Linked DNA regions of Homo sapiens: region 1 is linked to region 2. A link is an interaction called in ENCODE POLR2A ChIA-PET data of the cell type or tissue named here. Cell type or tissue: PC-9. All regions are shown on one strand. Links, peaks and the distances in the headings refer to the core of each region. The heading gives the core; the rest is flanking DNA.

What was found. ChIA-PET counts read pairs that join two places held together with the same protein. Peaks named below come from ENCODE experiments on the same cell type or tissue, not always from the same donor. Only the 100,000 strongest peaks of a DNase experiment are listed, where the experiment ranks them.
Region 1: POLR2A ChIA-PET joins it to region 2 with 8 read pairs; 3 of 35 experiments call an interaction of 5 or more read pairs at or near these places.

The regions. Positions count from the first base shown.
Region 1 is chr17:56,932,761-56,937,112 of GRCh38, reverse strand. No RefSeq gene overlaps it. Among named protein-coding and RNA genes, the nearest start is that of TRIM25, 21 kb to the right of the region's middle. In PC-9, for the core only: no CTCF peak of the experiment used is centred there; no DNase peak of the experiment used is centred there.
Region 2 is chr17:56,791,799-56,796,194 of GRCh38, reverse strand. C17orf67 (chromosome 17 open reading frame 67) reads left to right here. Exons shown (of 8, transcript NM_001085430.4): 7 at 1,015-1,151; 8 at 3,843-4,282. The coding sequence ends at 1,131. Among named protein-coding and RNA genes, the nearest start is that of C17orf67, 40 kb to the left of the region's middle. In PC-9, for the core only: no CTCF peak of the experiment used is centred there; a DNase peak (open chromatin) is centred at 2,004.

The sequences.
Region 1 (4,352 bases), core at 1-4,000, 140 kb before region 2:
TTTCACAGGCAAAAGAACTAGCCCACTCAACACGTGGATACCATTTGGTTCTAATTTTCCACTTCTTTATACTTAACAGCAGCTGTTGCAAACTTTTTCCTTAAGTCTTCTTCCCCCAATGTCAGCTTGACAACCTTTTGCAGTTCACAAACCAAGACAGGCAGGAACATGTACCTCTCCTTTGTGCCCTTCGCTTCATTGTAATGAATGCACTGATGTGTTTTTCTCCCCACTTGACTGTTCACAGCTCTTGCTTACAAGACCTGCTATGTCAGTGTAGGTCTAATCAGGAGGGAGAAACCACATAGTGATCCAAACAGGAAGAGTTTAATATAAAGAATTCCTGATTCTCACTGGGATCGGAGTGATGAGGAACTGGCTAGTAAGAAGTAAAGAGAACTCAAAATACAGGAATAGCAGATACAAGAACCAGCTACTACCCGGGGGCTGAGATATACACCCAAGGAAGAGCCCCCAGACTCTGCCCTCAGGCTGTGAGCAGACTCCTTTGGGAAGGCATGGCTCTACCTCACTGAAGGACATGAGGAGTCACCACGATACTGCACCAGCAGAACTTGCTGGAAACCTGTCATCTTCTAAATCTTGACACATTTAATTAAGCGATATTTTAAAATTGCATTTGTTAATATTGCCAAATATGTGATCTTATCAGGAAAGTCTTAAGTATTGGGAAGTTGTCAGCTCACGATGGCAGATACAAGTTTTCCAAAATTCTAATTTTTGCTTGAAAGCTCAGTTTTTCATTGGCAACAAATACTGTTTGTTCTTGAATTAAGTGGCTCACTTTATTGTCAAGAAAATGTGGGCCGGGCACAGTGGCTCACGCCTGTAATTCCAGCACTTTGGAAGACCAGCCTGGCCAACATGGCAAAACCACATCTCTACTAAAAAATACAAAAATTAGCTGGGCGTGGTGGCACGTGCCTGTGATCCCACTTACTTGGGAGGCTGAGGTAGGGAGAACTGCTTGAACCCGGGAGGTGGAGGTTGCAGTGAGTGGAGATCGTGTCACTGCACTCCAGCCTGGGCAACAGAGCGAGACTCCGTCTCAAAAAAGAAAATGTATACCAATCCCCAAGTCTGAATGACCACAAGTTTTCTGTCAGTATTTCAAGTAAAAATGGTATTTTCATGAAAAATGTGGCTAGTTGAGCTTACAATTCAAATAATTGCATAAGTGCTGTTCCTTGAGACAACCATTGTATTATGGAATGCAGAAGTGCTTATGTATTCTTATGAAGGTGTGTCTCTAAGGGTCAAGACTTAATAATGTTAATAATTGTTACTCTATCAAGGATATTAAGGGCAGTTGGCTTTGCCCCTTACTATGAGTGCGTGGCCCAGTGGTGCCACTCACTAGCAGATTTATGCTGAAGTGCAGCAGTTCATTCCGTATTGGTTTTGCTCCATCAGAGCAAACATCAATGCTGTGAAAAGACAACATAATCATAGTAGCTTTGACCTTGCAGATCCCTAAAAGGGTCTTGAGGGCAAGAGTCCATAGACCACACTTGGAGAACCACTGACATCGTGGAAAGAAAACAGGTTTTGAAGTCAGATTTGGGTCCACATCTGAGCCAGGTTACCTAGGGTGAGTGTCTTCATTTGCAGCATGGGCCTAACCCATGCTCAGACTTATAGTGAAAAATTAAAATCATGCTAGACTAGACCCTGGCACACAGCAGATGTGCAGAAGTATTGATCTACTCTTAAGCCTCTAATCAGACTCAAAAGAGGGTGATTAATAAAGTTCAACTCATTAATATTCAGAAAAAGAATAATGACTGAGTTATTAGCATGGGGTATTCTTATGATGGATTCATTTCACTTTGCAAAAGTTATATATATTTTGAGACAGAGTCTTGCTCTGTCACCCAGGCTGGAGTGCAGTGGCACGGTTTCAGCTCACTGCAACCTCCGCCTCCCAGGCTCAAGCGATTTTGATGCCTCAGCCTCCTGAGCAGCTGGGACTACAGGTGTGCGCCATTGCACCTGGCTTTTTTTTGTATTTGTAGTAGAGACCAGGTTTCACTATGTTGGCCAGGCTGGTCTGCAACTCCTGGCCTCAAGTGATCTGCTCACTTCGGCCTCCCAAAGTGCTTGGATTACAGATATGAGCCACCGCACCCAGCCTGCAAAAGTTACATTAATTTAATCAAAAGGGTATTTGCATCCTGCCTCAAATAGTTGTTCACTCTAAAGGTTCACAGCCTAAATATAAGAGTGCAATCAACACCCAGTGCATGAAACAACCAGGTGTACCCATGAGAATGTGATAGCCATGAGAATATGTCTCTCCCGTGTTCTTTTTTTTTTTTAATTAAATGACTTAAGGATCTACTGCTGGGATCTCCCGTGTTCTGATGGACTCAATGAGGAAATAATGCAGTGGTCTAAACAGTGAGTCTCAACTGGAATTTAGGCACCCGATCTTATGGCCATTGGAAGGTCTTATAATGTTAAAACCAGAAGCCACCTTCCAAATAAAGAAGCCCCACCCTCCACTTTACTTCTGAGACAACAGACTCAAGAGGAGATGACATCACAGAGATGGTGAGTGGTTAGAATGTGGCTGCCACAGTGATGACCCAGGTGCAAATTCTGCTTTGGTCTTAGTCACTTCACCTTAGGCAAGTTCTAACCCCTCTAAGCCTCAATTTCCTCATCAATGTACCCACCAACAGTAGTGTGGTGAGGACGGAATGAGATGATGCATGCAAAGCAGTTAGCACAAGACCTTGTACATCGTTAAGTGCGCATGAGATGTTATTATTTATGTTTCTATTTTGTGACTTGCCTAAGGTCCTGCTCCAAATTTTCAGCAGAACTTGCATCCCATCCTTTTAAATTTATTTTCATCTGTTACAAACAATGTGTGCCACATTTCATGTAGCTGCCATATTTAAACTCTAGTTACATCTTTGGGTAGGAGGAAATCAGTCACCTATTTCTCATCAGAGATACTTTTATCTTGTAGGGCTTGGAAGATTTCTGCTGACTACATTCATCCATTGTCTCCTAACCGTTGTGTCTTCTGATGTTGAATTGACATAGCTTTCTTCCCACTGCTCTAGCCACTTAAAACAAATGATCCCACTTTCAAAGAGGTTATATTAAGACAACAGCAGCTGGGTGTGGTGGCTCATGCCTGTAACCCTAGCACTTTGGGAAGTCAAGGTGGGCAGATCACTGAGGTCAGGAGTATGAGGCCAGCCTGGCCAACATGGCAAAACCCTGTCTCTATCTACTAAAAATACAAAAATTATCTGGGCATGGTGGCGGGTGCCTGTAATCCCAGCTACTCGGGAGGCTGAGGCAGGAGAATTGCTTGAACCTGGGAGGCGGAGGTTGCAGTGAGCTGAGATGGCACCACCGTGGTCCAGCCTGGGCGACAGAGTGAGACTGTCACAAAAACAAAACAAAAAAACCCAACCCAGTTTTGTGGGGTTATTAAATTGAACAGGAGAGAGAAGTCATTCACAGATGGATTAGTGAGAGATTACAGGAAAATAAGCACAGTGAAACCCCAGAGGAATGCAGTTGGGATATAGTGGGAATGGTGTTTGCCTCCTGTCTTCTGCAGATGCTCGCCTCAATCATTTTATTAACCTTGCAGTAACACAAACCCACATGATAAGGGACCAGATTTAGAGACACCATTTACAGGGTTTTGGCAGGGTTTCATCATATAAAATGTGGCAATTAGATCACGCCACTGCACTCCAGCCTGGTGACAGAGCGAAACTCGGTCTCAAAAAAAAAAAATTGGCAATTAAGGTAATGTCTGGACAGGGTGCAGTGGCTCATGCCTGTAATTCCAACACTGGGAGACTGAGGTGGGAGGATTGCTGGAGGCCAGGTATTCCAGACCAGCCTGGGCACATAGCGAGACCGCATCTCTACAGAAAAATAGAAACAAATTAGCTGGGCTTGGTGGTGTGTGCCTATAATTTCAGCTACTCAGGAGGCTGCAGTGGGAGGATCACTTGAGCCCAAGAGGTCAAGGCTGCAGTGAGCTATGATTGCACCACTGCACTCCAGCCTAAATGACAGAGCAAAGACTGTCTTGAAAAAATAAAATAAAATAATGATATTTGTAGGGTACATTGGGGTAAGCAGAGCTGTAGAGCTCAAAGTCTTGGAATGCAGGTAATGTGAGCCATTTGAGCATACCAGTGCTTTGCAACAGAGCAGTTGGTTTAGGGGCAAGGAATTAGTAGTTTAGGACCAGAATGCCCTGACCAGCCCTGACTATCCCTACCATCATGTTGGCCTGGCCACCATCAGCATAGGAGAAGCCATCACTGCCACTGTGGCCCCAGATGGAGACC
Region 2 (4,396 bases), core at 172-4,171:
ATACCTACAAGTACAGTTGCTAGCCAGGAGTACGAATGGTAATTCTAGGTTTAATATTGTAAGGAACTGCCAGACTATTTTTACAAAATGCTTCTCTATTTCTAGTAACATTTTTATATTTTAAAGTCTTTTTGTTTGATATTAGCATAGCAACCCTAGCTTTCTTCTGCTTATCCCTTGTCTTTTAAAAAAGATGATTTTATCAGAAATGCATATAGCCATAAGTAATATATTACATGATTTAGTTACACATATTTGAACTTTATAAAAATAGTGTCACACTATAAATGTAGTTACTTGGACTTTTCACTCAGTATGCTATTTCTAAGACCCATCTATGTTGTTGTATATAGCTACAGTATAATTTATGTTCTCTGCTGTATAATAGTCCATGGCATAACCCTAACATAATTTATTGATTCATTCTCCTGTAAGTGGCTATTTGGCATGTTTCCAGTGTTTTGCTATGACAAATTTATTGCTGCTATAAACATTTTTATATGCCTTTCCTGATATAAGAGTTTCTTTTGTTCTCAGAGCAACTAGCAATATAACTATTAGCTAGGAACTTGTTAGAAATGCAACTTCTCAAGTCCCACCCAAGACCCACTGAGTCAGAAACTGTAAGATAGGCCCAGCAATCTGTGTTGTAATATCAGATATCAGGTGACTCTGATATCTGATAAAGTTTGACGTCCACTGCGCTAGGGTATAAAGTAGGAGTGAAATTTCTAGATTGCAGGCAATCAGATGTTTTCTGAAGTTGTTGTCCCATGTTTTCATGGAAATCCACCCGCTCAGCACTTAGTATTGTCAGACTTCTTTATTTTGCCCACTGGGTGGGTCAGTCTGACTGGTCTTCCCTACAGAGAGGCATGGGTGTGGCCGTTGATTTCTTCTCCCTGCCTGTCCTCCCATCCTGCCCTGTCTAGGGAGCCAGAGCCACACCACGCATATTGATCCCTTGGCTGTCACTGTGGGTGAAGCCTTCTTCAGTGTGGTTTGTTTTGACAGGAATACATGCACCACCTGCTCGCCCTGGAGCATCGCGCTGAGGAGCAGTTCCTGGAGCACTGGCTGAACCCTCACTGCAAACCCCACTGTGACAGGAACAGGATTCATCCTGTGTAAGGGGATCAGGACCAGCCTCGGTACGTCTCCTTCTCTCTCCCGGACCTCTGTCTGAGGGAGTGGTGGGGGACAGCATGGCATGGGCTGGGAGACTTTCCAGACCATGCCTCAGGGGGGCCAGCTGGTTAGCTGGTTATGGGTTTGGAATGGGGGTGGCAAGAGTGAGGCAGGAGACATAGTGGGGAGCCAGGTTGAGAGGAGCACTGGGGGACAAATGGGGGAGCCCAACTTTTATTGAATCACAAAGTGATCCCGAATGGGGAGGGACGTGACCCTATTTGCCATGCAGAAAAGCTCTCTCTGGACCCCAAATGTGGAGAAGTGTGTTTTGTTGAGACTTGGGTCTCTTCAGGTGGGCTCAGCATTCGTGGAGTCAACCTGTGACATCTACCATGATCATCACCACTGTCATCAGGATCAACAACTTCTTTCCCAGATCTCGCTCCTGTTCCCTACTGCCTTCCTGCAGCCTTCAAGGCTGCCAATCTGCCCAGCCCACCCTCTGTCTTTCCCTTTCCCTGGGGCTTCTGTTTTCAGCCCACCAGCAGGGTACTGCCCAGCTTTCCCCCCACACCCTGCATGCCCCCAACTCTGTACCTCTGTGCCTAGATGAGGCTGTTTGCTTCTCCCTGTCTGTCCTCATCATCTTCCCCCCTTTCCAAATCCTGTTAGATAAGGTAGCAAAATTCCTTCAGAGGGTAAGCCCAGTGAATTTCATTTCTCCTCTGTAAGTTTTGTGGACCAAGCAGGACAAGATATAATCAGGTAGTTTATCTTTGTGGTTAAGAGAAATCTTATACCTTTGTTGTTTATTTTGTGCTACTGTGAATTGACACAGGGACGCTCCTATTAATCACTCTTTATAATGTAACATAAATTGCCTCACATGATCCTCTTAATACCCTGGTGTCATTGCAGGGCATGCACTTTAACCCCATTTTAAAGAGGAACTAATTGAGCATGATTAAGCTACTAACTCAGGCTAAGCAGTGGTTGGTATGCTAGGCTTCTGACCACCGTAAATCTGCATGCTTTATGTGGACCGTGTTGCACAGTCCTGTGTGTGTGTGGGCATGAAATCACTCTGAGGGAGCTTTCACAGATAATGAGAGGATCACCTGCTGGCAGTGGAATAGAAGTTCTGCTTTTGAGGGGTAGGGATGGGCTACATCCCTCTTCTAATTCTTCCAGCTGCTGGAGCTCTATTCTAGGTCAGGGTTCTGGTGTGTCTGGGCTTGGCTCCCAACTCCCAGGGTGCTGGCCTCCCCTGCACCAAGGGCCTTTGTCTTTTAGCACTGGAAGCCCTCACTTGGCTTCTTCCAGAAAACAGCACTGTGGAGTAATTGGATGCTTAGGCTCTGGAACTGGCCAGAGCTGAGTTTGACTTTCTGATTTCCAGCTCTGTGCCCTTGGGCAAGTTGCCTAACCTCACTGACTCTTTGCTTCTGCCTCTGTAAGTTGGGGTAATAATGATGTCTAGGGAGCCTGGTGCATAGTAAGTGACTCTAAATATAAAAGCACTTATTACTGTTGTGCAGTTGAAGTTAAAGGAGAGGTTTCTGGGTTCAGCCCCACAGTAGTACCCTCCAAGGGTGACTGAGGCCTCTGATTCTTGGTAGGACAGGCACTGCTGGTGAGCTTGGGTGCCTAGCTCCTGCAAACACAGGGTTCCTCAGAGGCCTCACTCCAGGCAGCTCCCACTTACATAAAGACAAGGAAGCGGTGGCTGGAGAAATGTGTTAACTTGGAATTGGGAGTCAGACAGCCTTCAGATAATGAGTCCTCCAGTCACTGGCTGAATAACCTTAGAAAAAAATGCCTAATTGAATAATTTCCTCATTTGTAAAATGAGGATAGTAATGGCTCCTTCCTTATGATTCTAGGATTAAAAAAGTCAATGCCTGGAAAATAGTTAGTGTTGCCCTGGCACACAAAGGAAGTGCTCAGAAAATGATAGCTGGATGGTGTTTGTTCTTCCTTGGTCTACTCGTCCTCTTCCTTAGTCTCCTCCTTTTCCCCTCTCCTCCTCCTCCTTCTTGTTCTTCATCATCATCATCACAATCACCACCACCAACATCATCACCATCACTATCACCATCACCATCACCACCATCGCCACCATCATCACCATTACCCACACCATCATCACCACCACCATCACCCCCACCACCATCACCACCACCACCACCACCACCACCATCACCACCACCACCACCACCACCACCACCACCACCACCACCACCACCACCACCACCACCACCACCACCACCACCACCACCACCACCACCACCACCACCACCACCACCACCACCACCACCACCACCACCACCACCTCACCATCACCACCATCATCATCGTCACCATTGCCACCATCATCACCATCAACCCCATCATCACCATCACCACCATCAGCACCATCACCACCACCACCACATCACCATTATCACCACCACCACCATAACCATCATCACTATTACCATCACCACAATCACCATCATCACCATCACTGCCACACCATCATCACCACCACCACCACCACCACCACCACTATCATCATTATCATCACCACCACCACCATCATAACCATCATCACTATTACCACCACCACAATCACCATCATCACCATCACTGCCACACCATCATCACCACCACCACCACTACCATCACAATCATTATCATTATCCTAATGTTATTTTCTTGTTCTTTTTCAGCAAGCATTTTAATAGACAACAAGCTGGATAATGTCGAAGCAAGACAAGGCTGCTTCTTTCACTTGTTTTTAAATTGCAGAAATGGATGTCTTCAGACCTCGTGAACTGTGGGCATATCAAAGATTGCCTTGGAAATGGCAAATATATATACTGCTTCATTTTACTAACCTGCATAGATCACTAAAACCAATAGCTTAAAGCATAGACACCTCCCAAAGGTCTTCCCATCAGTTTGCAAGAGTGGGAACAACCAGAATCTTACCTGGGGTTGATGGAGCTGGAACTCCCAGACCAGGAGTTGGGGCAGGCTGCCTGCCCTAAGGAATTTGGGGAATCCTTGTTCAGAGTAGTGAAGCATACCACTTGGGGTTGCTGAGTTGTTTTGTCCTCTATTTTTTTCCTCTTCTTTTCTGCCCTAATAAACATTGGTATTAAATTTACTTTTAGTGGTCTCTTCCTTTCTCTCTCTCTCTCCCCCCCACTTTTTTTTTTTTGAGATGGAGTCTCACTCTGTCACTCAGTCTGGAGTACAGTGGCATGATCTTGGCTCACTG